Regions from separate parts of the Mus musculus genome. Here region 1 is linked to region 2. Evidence: chromatin loops called from intact Hi-C (ENCODE). Cell type or tissue: gastrocnemius. All regions are shown on one strand.

Evidence for each region. Hi-C counts contacts between places; a loop is a spot of excess contacts. Peaks named below come from ENCODE experiments on the same cell type or tissue, not always from the same donor. Only the 100,000 strongest peaks of a DNase experiment are listed, where the experiment ranks them.
Region 1: it touches region 2 in a loop (7-fold over the local background); 13 of 42 quality-filtered maps call a loop at or near these places.

The regions. Positions count from the first base shown.
Region 1 is chr6:5,492,758-5,500,757 of GRCm38, reverse strand. It overlaps Pdk4 (pyruvate dehydrogenase kinase, isoenzyme 4), which reads left to right and starts at 4,480. Exons shown (of 11, transcript NM_013743.2): 1 at 4,480-4,725; 2 at 5,727-5,868; 3 at 7,981-8,000. The coding sequence starts at 4,596. In gastrocnemius, no CTCF peak of the experiment used is centred here; DNase peaks (open chromatin) are centred at 4,204 and 4,626; H3K4me3 peaks cover 4,870 bases; H3K27ac peaks cover 7,656 bases.
Region 2 is chr6:5,407,540-5,415,539 of GRCm38, reverse strand. The region is part of intron 2 of Asb4 (ankyrin repeat and SOCS box-containing 4); the gene reads right to left. Among named protein-coding and RNA genes, the nearest start is that of Asb4, 21 kb to the right of the region's middle. In gastrocnemius, no CTCF peak of the experiment used is centred here; DNase peaks (open chromatin) are centred at 2,076, 4,398 and 6,901; H3K4me3 peaks cover 187 bases; H3K27ac peaks cover 1,676 bases.

The DNA.
Region 1 (8,000 bases), 85 kb before region 2:
ACTCTCCCAATAGTTTTGCTTTCACTGATGAAATCATCTACTTCAAAAACTTCAAAAGGTAACTAAGTCAATTTCATCCTGGTGTTTGACAAAACCCAGAGATCCTTCAAACACAGTGACTTCCTCTTAGCTCTTCCCCTCTCTATTTCAGTGCCCTTCCCTTGCCTGCATATGAGGGTCTCTTCCACCTTTAAAACACACGTGGTTCCTTGACTGCTTGCTCCACTCTCACATAACAGATGACACATATAGCTTTTTTGTCTTTCTACCACCTTTTAAGTCAGTAACTGTCCCATTTTTACCTTTATGGTCCTAGCATCGGTCATGGTACCTGTTATATAATAAGTCCTCATTAAAGTTTAGTAGAATTCAATTGCTGCTAATACATTTGAGCAAGTAGGACAGCCTCCCATTTCCTCTTCTCTCAGGATGTTGTAGGTAATAGGCAGATTCAACTAGCCACTAATTCTTTTTTGGGTCTGCAGCTCAGAATATCTGTAGCCAATCAAGACACAAGTATCCTTCCTACTAGTCATTTGCCAATCTTACTCATCCTTCCCAAGCTGGTCCTAAATAGCAGTTCTCAGAGACAGAAGTCCCTGATCACTGACCTATCTCTCCCTCCCAGTGCCCCTTTGCCTCAATAGCATTGCTGCTGTCTGGCATTATCACTGTCAGCAGAGCCTATGAGACATTGATTAAGTCTTTCTTGTGGACTATTGTCTTAATGTCTTCAGTTATAACTTTTATGCTGTCTATTAAATGAAAGTCTCATAAGTATAAAAATAAAAGACCATTGTTTTCTGTCATCCACTGTGAGTCTGAGGTAATTCAGAGGAGATGGCCTTGTATCCAGCAAGACCCCTAATTCAGCTCCTGGGCCTACTGTATTCAAAGTGATCAGCAATTGGAAGAAGTGTTAGGCTCAGATCTACCCAATTATCTACGGCAATCTGCTTTCACTATCATTGTCTGCCATGCCCAACAGAAAGCTGTTCCATCTCCTTTCATGGTCATTCTCTCCAGGAGACTATCTCTGACCACCATGTCCAAGGTTCCTCCAGTTCCTACATTCTTCATGGACATGTTCTTTGTAGCTCTTTACCTGAGTTAATGTATAGGTTCAGTGTCCATCTGCTTTAGCAATAACTATTTCCTACCCCAAGTCCAGAGTCTCCAAGAGGGAACAAACCATGACTGCTTTGATCCTACTCGAACAGCCATTTCCGAAATAACCATTTATCTGTGACATATTTTGTAAGCATTTTCTCCAAATTTTCTGGTCCTCCTTTAACCATAAGTACTCTATGGTCAAATCTGCTAGCTTTTCCATCATGGCTTTGGAGTTTTTGCTATGCGCACTTTTCCATGGCTTCCTTGGACTCTGCCCCTAGAGTGAGGAAAAGACTAGTAATAGTTCTCTTTCTGGGTTTTGATCCATTTTGTCAATCTGAGCCCACCCCTCCATGCACTCACACACTGGCCAAACTGTGGCTTACATTTTCAAAGCTCCCCTAACAGCGTTATATTATGACGTTTTCACCAGACAAATGATGGGAACAATTTAAAGTGGAAGTACAGATGAAAACATAAAGAATCCCATGCTTCCAGCTGATCCCACTTCCCAGCACTGAGTCAGGGAGGAGACTTCTCGTGTTTTGTAATCACTCAGATGAACTTGTGGATCGGGTCGCACCCGTGATTCCCAGACAAACCTTGTGCTTCACCTTTGTCTCAACTGAATCCCTTCCAGGATGTGTGACCCGTCTGAGGATAGAGATCCCAGGCCATTCTCTAGTCACGGTGCCACATGGAACATTTGCCAACTAGGTAAAAAGAAAACCTGACCTGGTCATTGCGGCTTAGCTACCATCAGTGCTGCCAGTAACAACAACAGCCACCATCACCCAGAAATGGCATAGAGGAATGCCGTGTGTTGAGAGCAACGCTGTAAATATTATTGGACAGGATAACTCGGCAACAAAATTTTGGTGACCTCGGTTCACACTTAACCTTTAGTCATTTCTGTGAGCATCATATGACACCACCTGATCCTTAGTCACCACACAACACCATAAGGTATTGCTGAGCACACAATAGGCTTGAGAAAATGGGACTTTCTATATGAAACCTACGTATTGTATCCTACAGTTTCTTTCCTTCCCTCTCTAGATAAGAATATCATTCTTTGTGGCATCGGATGATGCCTGAAAGGAAATAGGATTGTGATTGTGTGTCCAGGGTAAAAGGGGAATGTCTACTTTCTACTTGCTTCATCAAAGAGAGTCTGCCACTCAAGCATCCACATGTGAAACATATCAATGGGACTGACTTTCTTGCAAGCAAAACTTACAATTAATTAATCATAATTTATATTAATTTAAGAGTAAAATTGTTAGCATTAAAAAAAGAAAATACAGTCCCAAGAAAACATGATCATTTCCTACATGCTTGTGAGATGGTGACATGAGTGTTGTATAAGCTCCCAGTCCATAAAACCCAGTACTGCGAGTGCATGTATTGTCCAAGTCATATAATGTGTTACAACTGAACAGAAAACAAAGAAGATATATAGTGACTGACGAGAGAGAGAGAGAGAGAGAGAGAGAGAGAGCCTTGCTTCTTTTTGTTTTTGTTTTTGTTTTTATAATCTCCTGGACAGTTCTTTGCTTCCCTGAGCTTTTGTGATTCCAAGCCTGAATTATGGGTTCTGGCAGTGTCTGTGTGCAGCCAGCGGTGCTGTCTAAGCTCCTTTAGCTTCAGTGCTGGAGCCACAGTGCTATGAATTGCATTTACTTTGCCCACTTTTCTTCCTCTTTTCTCTCAAGAGTCAGTTGCTGATGTCTGGTCATCCACCTCTGGGTTATTTCTCGGTGTCTTTAAGAACCTGCACCAGATGCTCATTACCAGAAAACCGTGACTGTTGAAGGTCTCCATTGGATTTTTTCCCCCATAGGTCTGAGCAAAATGCTTGGACACAATGGCAGGCATAAATGCTAGAACTTATATGTGACCACTAGACAGAGGTGGTGGGATGGACAGAAAGCCAACGTGTTATTTCTAAGCAAGTCACACAAGTGGACACAACATTAGGCAGACCCCCAGTATTGGTGGTAGGTTTAAGAGGAGGAACTTTGATGCTAGACCTGTGCCTGCACAAGTCCACTAAACAGCAGAGCACTGGAATCTGGGGCAGAGTTTGAACTAGAGGCAGAAATCAGACATCAGTCCTGTGACTGGGTGAGCTCTCATGGGGGAAAATGCAAAGAGTGCACCCACCGTCATCTATGACTTTCATAACACCCCAGTCTCCTCATATGCAAGGGTCGAAGGCTAAGGGTGCCTTGGATAACAAACTGCCCTTGCAGTTTATTACTATTAGTAGTTCCCATTACATTGCATTTGCAACCAAGTCGTTACAGCGTCCCTAAACACTGGCTTCATTCTACAGTCCATTTAGAGTGAACGGGAGGACGAGAGAGGTTAGGATGAGAGTGTTATGACCCGCTAGCATGTTTCAACAGCAGTCATTAGGGAGGTCAATATTGGGCAGTAACAAAGTAGGGTAGGATGCACTGAGCCTCTGGGAAATGAAAGAGCCCAAATAACTAAAATATGCTACTGGTGCCTGCTAGTGACAAAGGCTGCTTTTTGGAAGGAGGGCAGCCGCAATGAAGAAAGAGCTTTTGGAGCAGACTGGGGAGTGGAGGGCGGTCAAGAGCAAACTAGAAGGCCTTAGAGAAAGAGGGGAATGACAGGGAAGGGGGACTACAGGGCCAGCCAAACCCTCAGCAAATCGCTCTTTAGTTTGCATTTAATTAACAGGTAGAAAGTGTTACAGGAGAGAAGTGAACTGGGATTTTCCACCACATTAATAATAAGCCTATTTAGGCAGTTTCTAAACTTGAGCTGTTCGCTAAGAAGAAAGTGGATAAAACTGTAGGGTGGTCCTTGCTTTCGAGGTCCAATGGCAAAGAAGCCCATACTTTAGTAAGCAGATGATTGGCTACTGTAAAAGTCCCGCTCTGAGCGAACACCAATGCACGCTCCGCGGTGAGATTCTTGGAAACAGTTTCTGGCTAGGAATGCGTGACATTGAGATGGCTCTGGAGTTGTAAACAAGGACAAGTCTGGGCGGGCCTGAAGTCCTAGCGACCTGGGATCTATCCCAAGGGGGCCCACGTCATCCCGGATGCCTGCTGTGGCTGCTCCCCCTATCCCACCCCAACCCTCCTCCCTCTCACCCTTTGCCCCTTGCAGGCCATGGAAACCGTGTCGGGATCACTGTGCCAGGCCTTTCTAGTGACCGCGGCCAAAGGGAGGAGCCCAAAGTTCTTTCTCTGAGCTGATTGGTGTGGCCCCAAGTTCAGAGTCCCAGAGCCTCCTCCTGGCTGGAGTTGTGGAGAGGGCGTGGAGGTAGATAAAAGGCAAGACATCGGGTGGTGGGAAGACCCAAGTGTCAACCCTTCACCCAGGCTCGAGCACCCGGGACCCTGGGACCACAACGCACTTGCTCCCTCTCGACCGCGCTCCTGACCCGCAGCCCTCGCCAACCCTACGGATCCTAACCACCGCCAGCCTAGGTGGGCGTCAGGATGAAGGCAGCCCGCTTCGTGATGCGCAGCGCCAGCTCGCTGAGCAGCGCCAGCCTGGTCCCCAGGGAGGTCGAGCTGTTCTCCCGCTACAGCCCGTCCCCGCTGTCCATGAAGCAGCTGCTGGACTTTGGTGAGAGGCGGGCGACGCAGGGCCCAGGAGGGTGGCGCTGAGGCTGGGGAGGCCCCAGGATGGGAAGGGCTGAGTTCAGGGCTAGGACGACTGAGGTCTCTTTGACCGAAGAACTCGGGATTCTCAAAAGGCTGTGCACCTGTTTTCCTAGTTTGGTTACTTTCTGACAGTTTGTACCAGAAAGGCTAAGTCACTTGTAACCATACTGATGCTCAACTTCGAATCTACTTTTCTCTTCTCACTGTCTAGATCATTTGAGTGTGTATATATATATATATATATATATATATATATATATATATATATATATATATATATCCTTTCAGCCACCATTTTAATAATGGACTAGAAGCTAAACTAACTCCTTTCTTCCCAATTTCCTAATAACACAAACTTACCTTAGATTGATAGATACAGATTTAAACTCATACTCCCCGCCTCCACACACACCCCGCTGATCTCTTGGCATGCCTAGCAGGCATCTTTACTATTTCTCCTTTATTGTTTTACAAGTATTTACATTACTACTACTACTACAAAAAAAAAAAAAAAAAGACAGTTACTCCTTTTCTTCCGCGGTGGCATATGGAACATTTCAAGATGTCAATGTGGTATTGTTTGTTGCTAGTCTGGAAAGGCCTCTGTCTCCTTCTACCCAGACCCTTTCAGGTTCATACTCATTAAGGGTGTGTTATTGAGTTTGTGGTACAGGCCCTGGACTCACGCATAGAAATAACTGGAGAGTGGTCTGATTTCTCCACCGTGGGCTTATTTTTTTCTTTTCATAAAGAAAATAAACAGTATTTCACCTATATTGGTCACTCTTAAAAAGTGAAAAGGGGGTGAAATTGGACAGAAAGAAAAAGGCACTAAAGATCTAGCTTTAAAGTGTCTATAAGCACTAAGCTAACTGTAGTTAAGATATTATTTTACAACATCCTTTGTATTTGCTATTTAGTCTCAAATTTTCCCCCAAACTGAACACGCTTCACCCACTACAGGTTCAGAAAATGCCTGTGAAAGAACGTCCTTTGCTTTTCTGCGGCAAGAGCTGCCCGTCCGCCTGGCCAATATCCTGAAGGAGATTGACATCCTGCCTGACCGCTTAGTGAACACTCCTTCGGTGCAGCTGGTGAAGAGCTGGTGAGGACACACGGTTTTGAAGTCTCTGGCTTTAAAAGTTACCTGAGCACCACTTCTTAGACCATATTAACAGCGTGCTTGGATAACAGGCGGTCTTAAGAGAAAATAGTTTTGAAAGTTGTAAGTAAGTTTGTATTAACTTAGGGCAGGTTATCATTAGGATTGTTATAAATCTACAAATAGATGTTTGTTAATATCCTAAAAAAGAAAAAAATCGTTCCCCTTCACTTTGGAGGTGTGTGGCTTCTGTTTTTGCTTTTCTTTTCCTTTTCCTTTTCCTTTTCCTTTGTTCCTTGTTGTTATTTGGCTCTTAAGACCGGCTCTGGTGAATCACAGGCTTCCTGGAACTCCTAGGATGACCTTGACATCCTTTCTACTTATCTTCACCTCTTAGTTCCTGGGATTATAACCATGTACTACCATACCCAACTTCCATTACAATATAATTTGGATGTATGGGATAAGTTTGAAGAATAATTGGCATAATGGATTTTTTTTAATTTTTGTCCTTTACATAACAAAGGATGGAATCTGAAATTGTACAAACAATCCTTTGCCTAGAAATTGATGTAGATGTCTGCTGTTCGGAGAGGGTCTACGTTTTGTTCCTTATCAGCAACTAGCAAAGTGATCCTTGGGTTCAAATTCTGCCTTGGCATCTCCCTTAGCATCTTAGCAAGTGCCTGAACCCCTCCCTGCCCGCCTATTGTTACAAGAGATGCTGCGTATAATTAAAGGGAGTAATTTATTTCTTAGACAGACAAAGCAAGCACGTGGCCAACATTCAACCTCGGTTACTTTGACTGTTTTCTTTAAACTAAGAGATGCCTAGCAAGCAGATGTTTGGAGGGCAGATCCATGCTATAAACTGTAGTAGAAAAAGAGTCCTACTCTAGTCCATTGACTGACTGACTGTGCAGCATACCAGTGATTGGAAGAAATATGGTATGCCAAAAGAATTATTCCAATCTGAAATATTACGTGCAGGCTGTGGTACCCATTGCAACTGTCAAGACTTTAGCTCTCCTGCAAGACGTACAGTCAGGAAAAAGAAAACAGAATGATTTAGGTTTTTCTTCTCTTTTTTATTTATTCTTTAATCTTTTTTTTTTTTTTACAGTCCAGACTTTATCCTCCTCCCAGTCCACCCTCTGACTGTTCCACATCCCACACGTCCTCCCCCAATCTCCAAAAGGATGTCCGTACCCACCCCACCCCACCCCACCAGATCTCCCCACTCCCTGGGGCCCCAAGTGTCTTGAGAGTTAGGTGCATCTTCTCTGACTGAGTCCAGACCAGACAGTCCTCTGCTCTATATGAGTTGGGTGCCTCATATCAGCTCAGTGTGTGCTGCCTCGTTAGTGGTTCGGTGTCTGAGAGATCCCAGGGGTCCAGGTTAGTTGAGACTGTTGGTCTTCCTATAGGGTCGCCCTCCTCCTCAGCTTCTTCCAGCTTCTCCCTAATTCAACCACAGGGGTCAGCAGCTTCTATCCATCGGTTGGGTGCAAATATCTGCATCTGACTTTCAACTGCTTGTTGGGTCTTGAGGGCAGTCATGATAGTCCCCTGTCTGTAAGTACACCATAGCATCATAATGGTGTCAGGCCTTGGGTCCTCCCCCTCAGCTGAATCCCAATTTGGGCCTGTTGCTGGACCTCCTTTTCCTCAGGATCTTCTTCAGTTTTGTTCCTGAGGTTCTTTCAGACAGCAACAATTCTGGGTCAGAGTTTTTGACTGTAGGATGGCAAGCCCATCCCTCCACTTGATGCCTTGTCTTTCTGCTGGAGGTGGACTCTACAAGTTCCCTCTCCCCACTGTAGGACATTTCATCTAAGGTCCCTCCCTTTGAGTCCTAAGAGTCTCTCAAGCTTTCTTAAATGTTGATTCTGAGTGATTTTAGTAAAAGAAATGAAAACATCTGCCAACCAAAGTGGTCAGGAAAATAGAGGGGTGGGAAAATTGCAGCTTTAAAAATATGTTAAGCTATTATTTTCCAAACATTTTGAAGAAAAGTTTCAATTTGAAACATAGTGGTCCCCTTCCCCTTTCTGGTCATTCCTAAAGGTATTTTCATTGCATCTGACATTGATTGCAAAACGTCTGTCTTCACAGGTATATCCAGAGCCTGATGG
Region 2 (8,000 bases):
TGGATCTCATGGAGGCATTTCCTCAACTGAAGCTCCTTACTCTGTGATAACTCCAGCTGTGTCAAGTTGTCACAAAACTAGCCAGTACACCATGGGAGGCAGCCAGTAAGCCACACTTCCCCAGGATTCTGCCTGGGGTTCCTGTACTGACTTCCCTTGGCAGTGGACTATGAGCTGGGGTTTCTAAGCTGAAATCAACCCTTATCTTCTTCAAGTTGCTTTTGGTCATGGTATTTTACCACAGGGTCTGGAACTGTAACTCGGATGCTACCCACTCATTATCAAGCTACCGCCATTGATGAGAAATCCCTTCTTACCACTTTTCAGCCACAGTCCTCAACGATACAAATGAAATCACAGCAATTTGGTGGCCTCCCCTTTCACGTCATCTTAAGTAACTACTCTTTTCTTACAAATGGTAATAGGATGAAGCGTTTATGGTGCCATAGATTACGGTGACCCATGACACATATGAGCATACAAAGGAAATATTAATTCAGATGGATGGTACAGGTCTCAGGAAGAACCGATTGCATTTACTGACTTCATAAGGGTTTAGTTCCCAGCTGGCTGGCTGCTTTACTGGAATTATTTCATCTTAGTGCTTTTCCATTCACTCTCACTGGTGTGAGTTACACCTGACTCGGTTTGAAGGGTGGCAGTACACATCCATGCAGGTAAAACATAGCATGTTTGTCTAGTTGCCCCCTTACAAATATATTAAAGAAATCTACTTTGGAGCACTCCCAGGCACTTTCCATACTGTTTCTCACTTATAAACACTTATATTATTTTTGGGACATCTCTTATTCCAAGGTTGAAGCTCATTTCTTTCCTGTTCAGAGCTCTTCATTTTCCTTGAGTTCTAGAATTGTTCCTCAGGTCTGCTTCTTTGTCAAGGATGCAATTTTGTCCAGGATCAAGTTTGTTATTAACTGCCATCAAAGCATATTTTCAGTTACCTGCTTTATTCTGGTTTCAATTTTGTCCCTTTGGTCTACAATCTAAAGCGAATATACCCCCTCATATTTTCCATAGCCCTGTTTTAAATGAAGCCTCAAGTGAACGACTGTCATCCTTAAGGTCCCATTACCCTAGAACTTGCATTTTCTGCAGTGTGAAGTCCAAAACTCATTTCTCCCCTTACCACAGGAACCCACACCTCTTCATTCCCTGTAGACTGACTGTCCTTTAAAGTGTATGTCACACACTGAGGTTGTCCTTTAAAGTGTATGTCACACACTGAGGTTGTCCTTTAAAGTGTATGTCACACACTGAGGTTACTTTTATCCTTTCTTATCAGTAATCTCACCAACTCCAGTGACTTCTCTATTATCACGGAATAGCAAAGGTTCTGGTTCACTCTTCCTTTTCCCTCTACCCTGACACTGTGGGTAACCCACCCAACACACTCTCGGTTACAGTTGTTGATTCTTCTGGGGGAAAATTTCACCACCATTATCAAGCACCTGCGTGGACCTGCCTGTTGAAGATTCTCTGCTAAATGCTTCCCCATGTCCATCCTGTTAGGCTCACTTTGAGCCCCTGGTTAATGCTTCCCAGGTGACCTTAGCTAAGTTATTCAACTTTTCTTTGATTCCCAACATATGCTAAGCTCTCCTTAGGCTATGATTTAATCAGGATAAGTTAAATGTGTTTCTGTAACAACATTCAAATGCCTGAGGCTTAAAGCAAAGGAAGTTCCTCACTCCTCTCCCCGAGACAAAGTAGCTAGAGGGGCAGGAAGAGTTTCCTTCTTGGTGTGTTAAATTTGACATTCTTTAGTATCATTATTAAATATCCAGGGGTTGTGAGTTTTACACGGTGAAATAGAGGGTTCTGGATGTCCGGGAGGTGAGGCAGGCTGGAAAATCTCAAGTGAACACCCTTGGATGGTATTGAAACCACGGGACTGGATGGGCACAGCCATATTTGAGTTTAGACAGGAAAACCTGTAGCAATGCACTAACACTTCCCTGCACAACAGAGAAAGAGATGCCGTCCTTGTGGCTGCTGGCAGGGAAGCAAAGCACGGGCTGTCAGCTCAGCTCTGTCCTTGTGGCTGGCCACGCTCCTCCACAGTTGCCTCATCTTAGAGAAGGCATCCTGCCAAAGCCCAGCTGAGGTGTGCTTGCCTTAGCCGCATGAGAACAGGAAGCAGAGATAGTAAACTAGTTCCCCGAGACTCCTGAAGCAAATCTTTTTCATATCAAGGCTTACCTGCCGGCTTCCTCACAATATTGCTTCTCGTCCCCTGGGAGGCAGATGTTTTTCAAACAGCCTATGTTTATTTATCATTTTGTTTATTTTAAGGTTACTGAACCTGAAAGAAAAGATATCTTTCTAGATGCGCAGCTGGAAAACAAGATGCGGGTACTGACTGCGCTCAGGCATCTTATGTTTACTTCATTTTCTTTTATCTTTTTAATTCCAAAGCCCACTGATTAAAATTTAGCCAAGTAACCAGAGATAAGAGTGAATAGCTCACACTCGTGGAAAATGGGCTGTTATTATGCAGTCTTGCATTCATCTTGTGGGGCACATGGTGAGACCGTATCTTCCCTTGAAACTGTTGAAATGCTTTTCTGTAGAAATGAATGCTATTATTGCCATTCAACTGAAAAAAGAGGCTAATCCAGAGGAACTTAAAAAAACAAAACAAAAACAAAAACAAAAAAAACAGAATATAGGCTTCTTACTTTACCCAGGGACACAATTCTGCTCTGGTGGCTTTCTGAGTGTCACGTGACAACAAGCTCAGCTAGGAAGGGGACCTTGGAGAAAGGCCTTCTTCTGCGAATACAGTTGGGGAGGGTTGCAGCTATTATATCCAGACCTCCCTCTGTGTGGTGAGAAAAGTTGAGACTGATAACCAGGTCCTCAGTAAGAAATGGCTGCCGGCAATGCCTAGGGAAATGGGAGATGGCTGCTAGTTACCTACCACTGCAATCGCAGACCATCACAAATGAAGTGGCTCAGAGTGGCACAAATGCATTATCTTATAATGCCACGGCCAGAGGTTGGAACCATGACTCAGCAGAAGTGGTACCTGGGCCAGGATCAGCCAAAAGTTATTGGATCCAAATTTTACCGAATACTATTCTAGATGTTTCTTATGGTGGTGCTTGTTTTAATTGCTAACTTATTTATTTAAGATACAAAATAGTGTGTTTTATTATGACACATATATACTTACTACATATCCTTCATTGTATCTTGTTTATTCTCATGCTGTCGTGCTATTTCCCTCTTCCCCCAGCTGATCCACTTCCCCCACCCCCCACAAAGTCCCCCTTCTGCCCTTACTTTCTGTACATATGTGAAACTCACACATATGTTTTCCACAGATGAAAAAAGTCAACATTTTTATATTACTCCCTGGCCTCCTGGCTTCTTTTTGTAAAAGTGATTTTTTTTTTTTTTTTTGGATAAGATTCTCATTTCAATCTATAGACTTTGAATAAAAGCAGATTGTCTTCCCAGCCTGCAAAAGGAGATCCTTTCCCCTGACTGATGCTCTTTCCAGGGCCTCCCTGAGATGGTAGCAGGGAGCGAGACTGATTTATACAAAACCTCACGTTCTTGCTGCACTAAATGAGGGTTTCTCCTTTACCTATAAGCCCACTATCATTATTCTAGATCAGCATTTCCCAAATTCTGTTCGATGACATATTAATACTGTGTGGTATATTGAAAAGAACTCTGTGATTAGATAAATGCGTGTGTTCTGGGCAACTTTGTACAGGCCCATGTTAGCATGCACAAGACAGGAGGGAAGCTGATGTCTTTAACAAGAGCCTACCCAGAATTATTTGGTCATTGGTCTGTCTTCTGTACCACACCTGCTAGCCACACAACACAGTGGACTTTGGAGCATTTATTCCTAGACAGAAGTAAAGATGCCACACAGACCCAACACAGAAAGAAAGATCCAGACATGATGCATAGTCACTTGCAGGTGTGAGGGTCTTGCTTGTTTCAGCATTCCCTCCAATGCTGAATTGCTTGACCTATTAACAGTGTCTTGAGGAAACTGGTGAGAGCCAAGATTCAAGGGGCTTGTCACTCCATCTCTGTTCTGCACAACTAGTTAAGATCTTAACTCAGGAAATCTTGCTACAGAACTTACACTTTTAGACGTTACTTTTCAGAGTTTAGACTGTCACAACCAAGACAGGCGTGCCCACTGCCCACTGCCCACCCTGATCCAACCAGAAATGTTGGCAAAGGAGGACGTGTCACCGACCTGCTTTTCCCTTATCAGTAGCACCGGAGAACTCAAGTTCATTGACTGACATGCAGGTTATAGTGGAGACAAACATTCTTTGAGCAGGGCAACAGCAAAGTCCAGGACAGTCCCAAGACTGTCCTTACCAGTCACCCTCTCTAGAATAGGTGAGACAGCACCACCTAGTGTCCAGCACAGGTACTCTGCATTGAGGTCACTGACCACTATCTGGTTTTTACAAGTTAAGCCCTTTGCTCCCAGATTTGTTTTAAGTGGTTCAACGGAAAGAATACAGTTAGCCTCATGAGATGGTTTTGAAAGTTAAGAGGAGTGTAGACAAAACTCCAGGTGTGCCATAAAACACCATGTATGACAAGGTTTTGGTTTTCTCTCTCTTTTTGGCAAAGCTCTATAGCCCAGCCTGGCCTAGAACTCGGCATCCTCACAGCCCAGTCCCCCAAACACTGGCACTGCAGGTCTGTGCCATCACACCTGGATTTCTTACAATTATTGTGAAGTCCAGCCTGCCATTTCCTAGGGTTCTTCTGACCTTATCTACAGTGATTCAACCTTCCTTACAGAGAGCAGATTCTCTTTTTACTTCTATCATGCCCCCTTCTTAACTAAGTCTGGCCTTGTCCATTGGAAAAAGGTTGGGTGGGGGTACCAAAATCCTAAATCCACAGTGAACAAAGGCTAAGGATGCTGTGTTGAGGGTCTCTGGTGGTATTGACGAAGAACTACTCTCACTGCTGCAGGGGCAGGGAAGGGGGTTGTCTCAGAAAAGGCAAGTGTCTGCTTTTCTTCAGTTCCCAGGGGCCTTCCGATGAGTAGAAATGTCTTAGGAGCTGGCATGTGCCTCATACTTTTGCCATTTTCCCTCCTTGTGAGTTTTCTCACTTGGATTAGTAAAGAGCTGAGATGAGAGTCTCAGGGCCTTGTCGATTTAACCGGCACCTCCAAACCTGGGTCCTTGAGCACCTGATGAAATTGTTTAGATTATCTTCTGTAAGTCATTACTTGCAGAGGTTACAAAGAAAACAGTGCCTTTGTGTTTCCAAATCTGATATCTTTCTGCTAAATGGTGTTTAAAGTGTTCACAGGATAATGAGGTCCAGGCTCCTCTAAACAAGAAAAAATTATAGAAGCGCTGATGGAAAAAAAATAAAGTCATTCAGGCCCGAGAAAATGCCATCCTTTAATTTCCCGTTCTAGATGCTTCTAGCTATAAGGCGAAGATAACACACCCAGTCTGAAAGCTTAGAGAGGAAGCTGCCTTGGCTTTGAGGGGGGAGCTTAAACTAAAGAAAGCCTGCCGGAAGAGGGAACTGATTTTGAGGATGCCGGAGACTCCTGTTGGCAACACCTCACAATTTGTAATTTGAGAAAATATCCTGGAATAGTCTTGTAGGTAAAAATAATTGGCAATTGGATTGCTAATGGGTACCGCTTAAAAAGAAGCAGCTTAATAACAAGTGAGTTTAGAGGCAGGGGTTTGCTTGGCAACGGGCTGCATCTGCTGCTTAGCATCTCACAGGGTCTCCTTGCTGGAAGTCAGAGCTTCCACTTGCACCCACCCAGCTGGTTTTGTTACTTAATATCTTGCAATTCCTCCAAATTTCAGTAATTTGGAAATTGATCAAAGAGGTATTTTTAATTACAGAGTTTAATTTTAAGGAAAATGAATAAATGGATTTTTAATATAACTTCTTCAATCACTTCCCTCCGCCTCCTTGTATTGTTGCAGCAAATCAGAAAACCCATATAAAGGCATTATCCTATTAAAAAGGACTGAATTGTTCTCACTTAGGTTGTCTGCTTACAAAACTAGATCTTCTGTGTGCTAGAAAATGATGAAGTGGGAATAAATTATTGCTTTGGGGGAGCCAAAGATGCATCAACTGTTGTGTGTGTGTGTGTGTGTGTGTGTGTGTGTGTGTGTCCTTTAAACTAAGCACATTTACCCTGCCCAGCCGACATCCAAAACACCTCATGGTGGGTGACTTTTTTCAAACTACTGGAACTCAGATATAATGGTTAAGCGTCCCAGATCAGGTCAAGGAAGCACAAAGTCTCTGTAGAATTCTTTAATCAGCCCACCGCCTCAGAAGGGAGAGTGGCATACAGTTCGCATTGAGGCACAGTAGGACCAACCAACATGGACTTGGGGAAAACAGCCCTGAGCCTGCTCAAATGAGACAAGCCAGGTTTTCTGATTTCTCATCTGTGAGATGAGGAAAATAACATGCACTTCACACAGTTGTCAGAGAATTAAATGAGACATTTTATTCTAAAGTCCCTGACATAGCCATACCATACGTGCTTAATATATGTTCTTTTCCTTCCCATTTTCTCCTCCGTGTGCATATATGCTGGCAACATCAATTTCTTTTATGTGTAGAGCCGATGCTGTTAACTTTATTAAGCGAGCTTTTTCCATTAAGCATTTATCCTTATTCATTAGCTTGGAGGACTGGTGCACAAAGATATTAAATTATTTACTCAAGTTTAATGAATGAAATTGAAAACCTTTTTTCCCCTGCTTAACATGAATGTGCCCTTTTCAGTATGCAGAGCCTTGTTGCATTTATTCAGCAGCTACTGCTAAGTGCTTAGTTTGGAACACAGGATTAATGAGAGCGGAGACATGGCGTTGGTCACCATGGCGACCAAGCTAGCATTGCTCTGTTCCAAGCTCAGGCAAGGAATGTAGTGCTTAGCTCTGGCCTTCAGTATAGAGCAGGGTGTTCTTTTTCATATATCTGGCTCCCCGTTGCTGTTTCCAATTACTCCTTAATTCCCTTGGGGGGGGGGAATAAATAAAAAGAACATCCCTGGTTCTTTGAAGGCTTCACTTCTTTAGCTACCTAACCTCCTTCCTAAATACATTTATCTTCCCACCAGCTTCTATAGATTCAGACACCTGAGTCGCATTTCGCTTCAGTACATAAGAGCCCACCATTCTTTTGGGTGTCTAATAAACACACGCAGGGATGACCCAGGACCCTGGCCTCTCAGATGTTGGACCCCGTTCTCATCAGTGACTTTTCCCTCCCTTCTGACTCCTACTTACTCTCCAGCATGGATTGAGCCATTTCTGAAGCTAGTTGATCTCTGGCAACCACTCACTCACTTGTCCAATTCTCTGCCATTACCGTCTCTCTTTACATCTGGCTTGCATACCATTGGCTGTAGCCATCTTGAGAGCTTGCAGGATGTCCTTCCTACAATCTCTTTGCCCCGTAGGAGTTCCTTACTTTCATCCCATCCCCTCCAGATAATTTTATGCCCTACCATCCCATCCTCTCTGCTGCCCAAATTTCCAATCCTCTCCCTTTTTATCACAGCACCAGCTTACATTAGATGTGATGGTGGCAGTACCTCCTTCCAAACAGCTGAATGCCCTTTGGCAAGAACCTCACTGTGGCTGTGACATCTTCAGAACAAGCCTGGTACCATGACAGAGGTCAGCAGAGAGGTTTAGCTGGCCCCTCCAGGCGGTCCAGCATTTGTCTTTCTAATTTATTTCTCATGCTCTATAGTCATTATCCCAAACACTTTTCTCTCAGTCTTAAATCCTTGTGCTGACCCGATCTCTTTATGACTTGATTTACTTAGACAATGCAGTGCAAATGGAGACTCCTTCAGACCCTGACAACCATACAACAAAGTCTCCATCCTCCCCCATTTTCACTGTAGGGCATGAGAGAAGTGGGGTTTTCCTCTCCAGAGGCAATCTTATTGCTTTCTCTGGACCTTAGAACCTAAACTT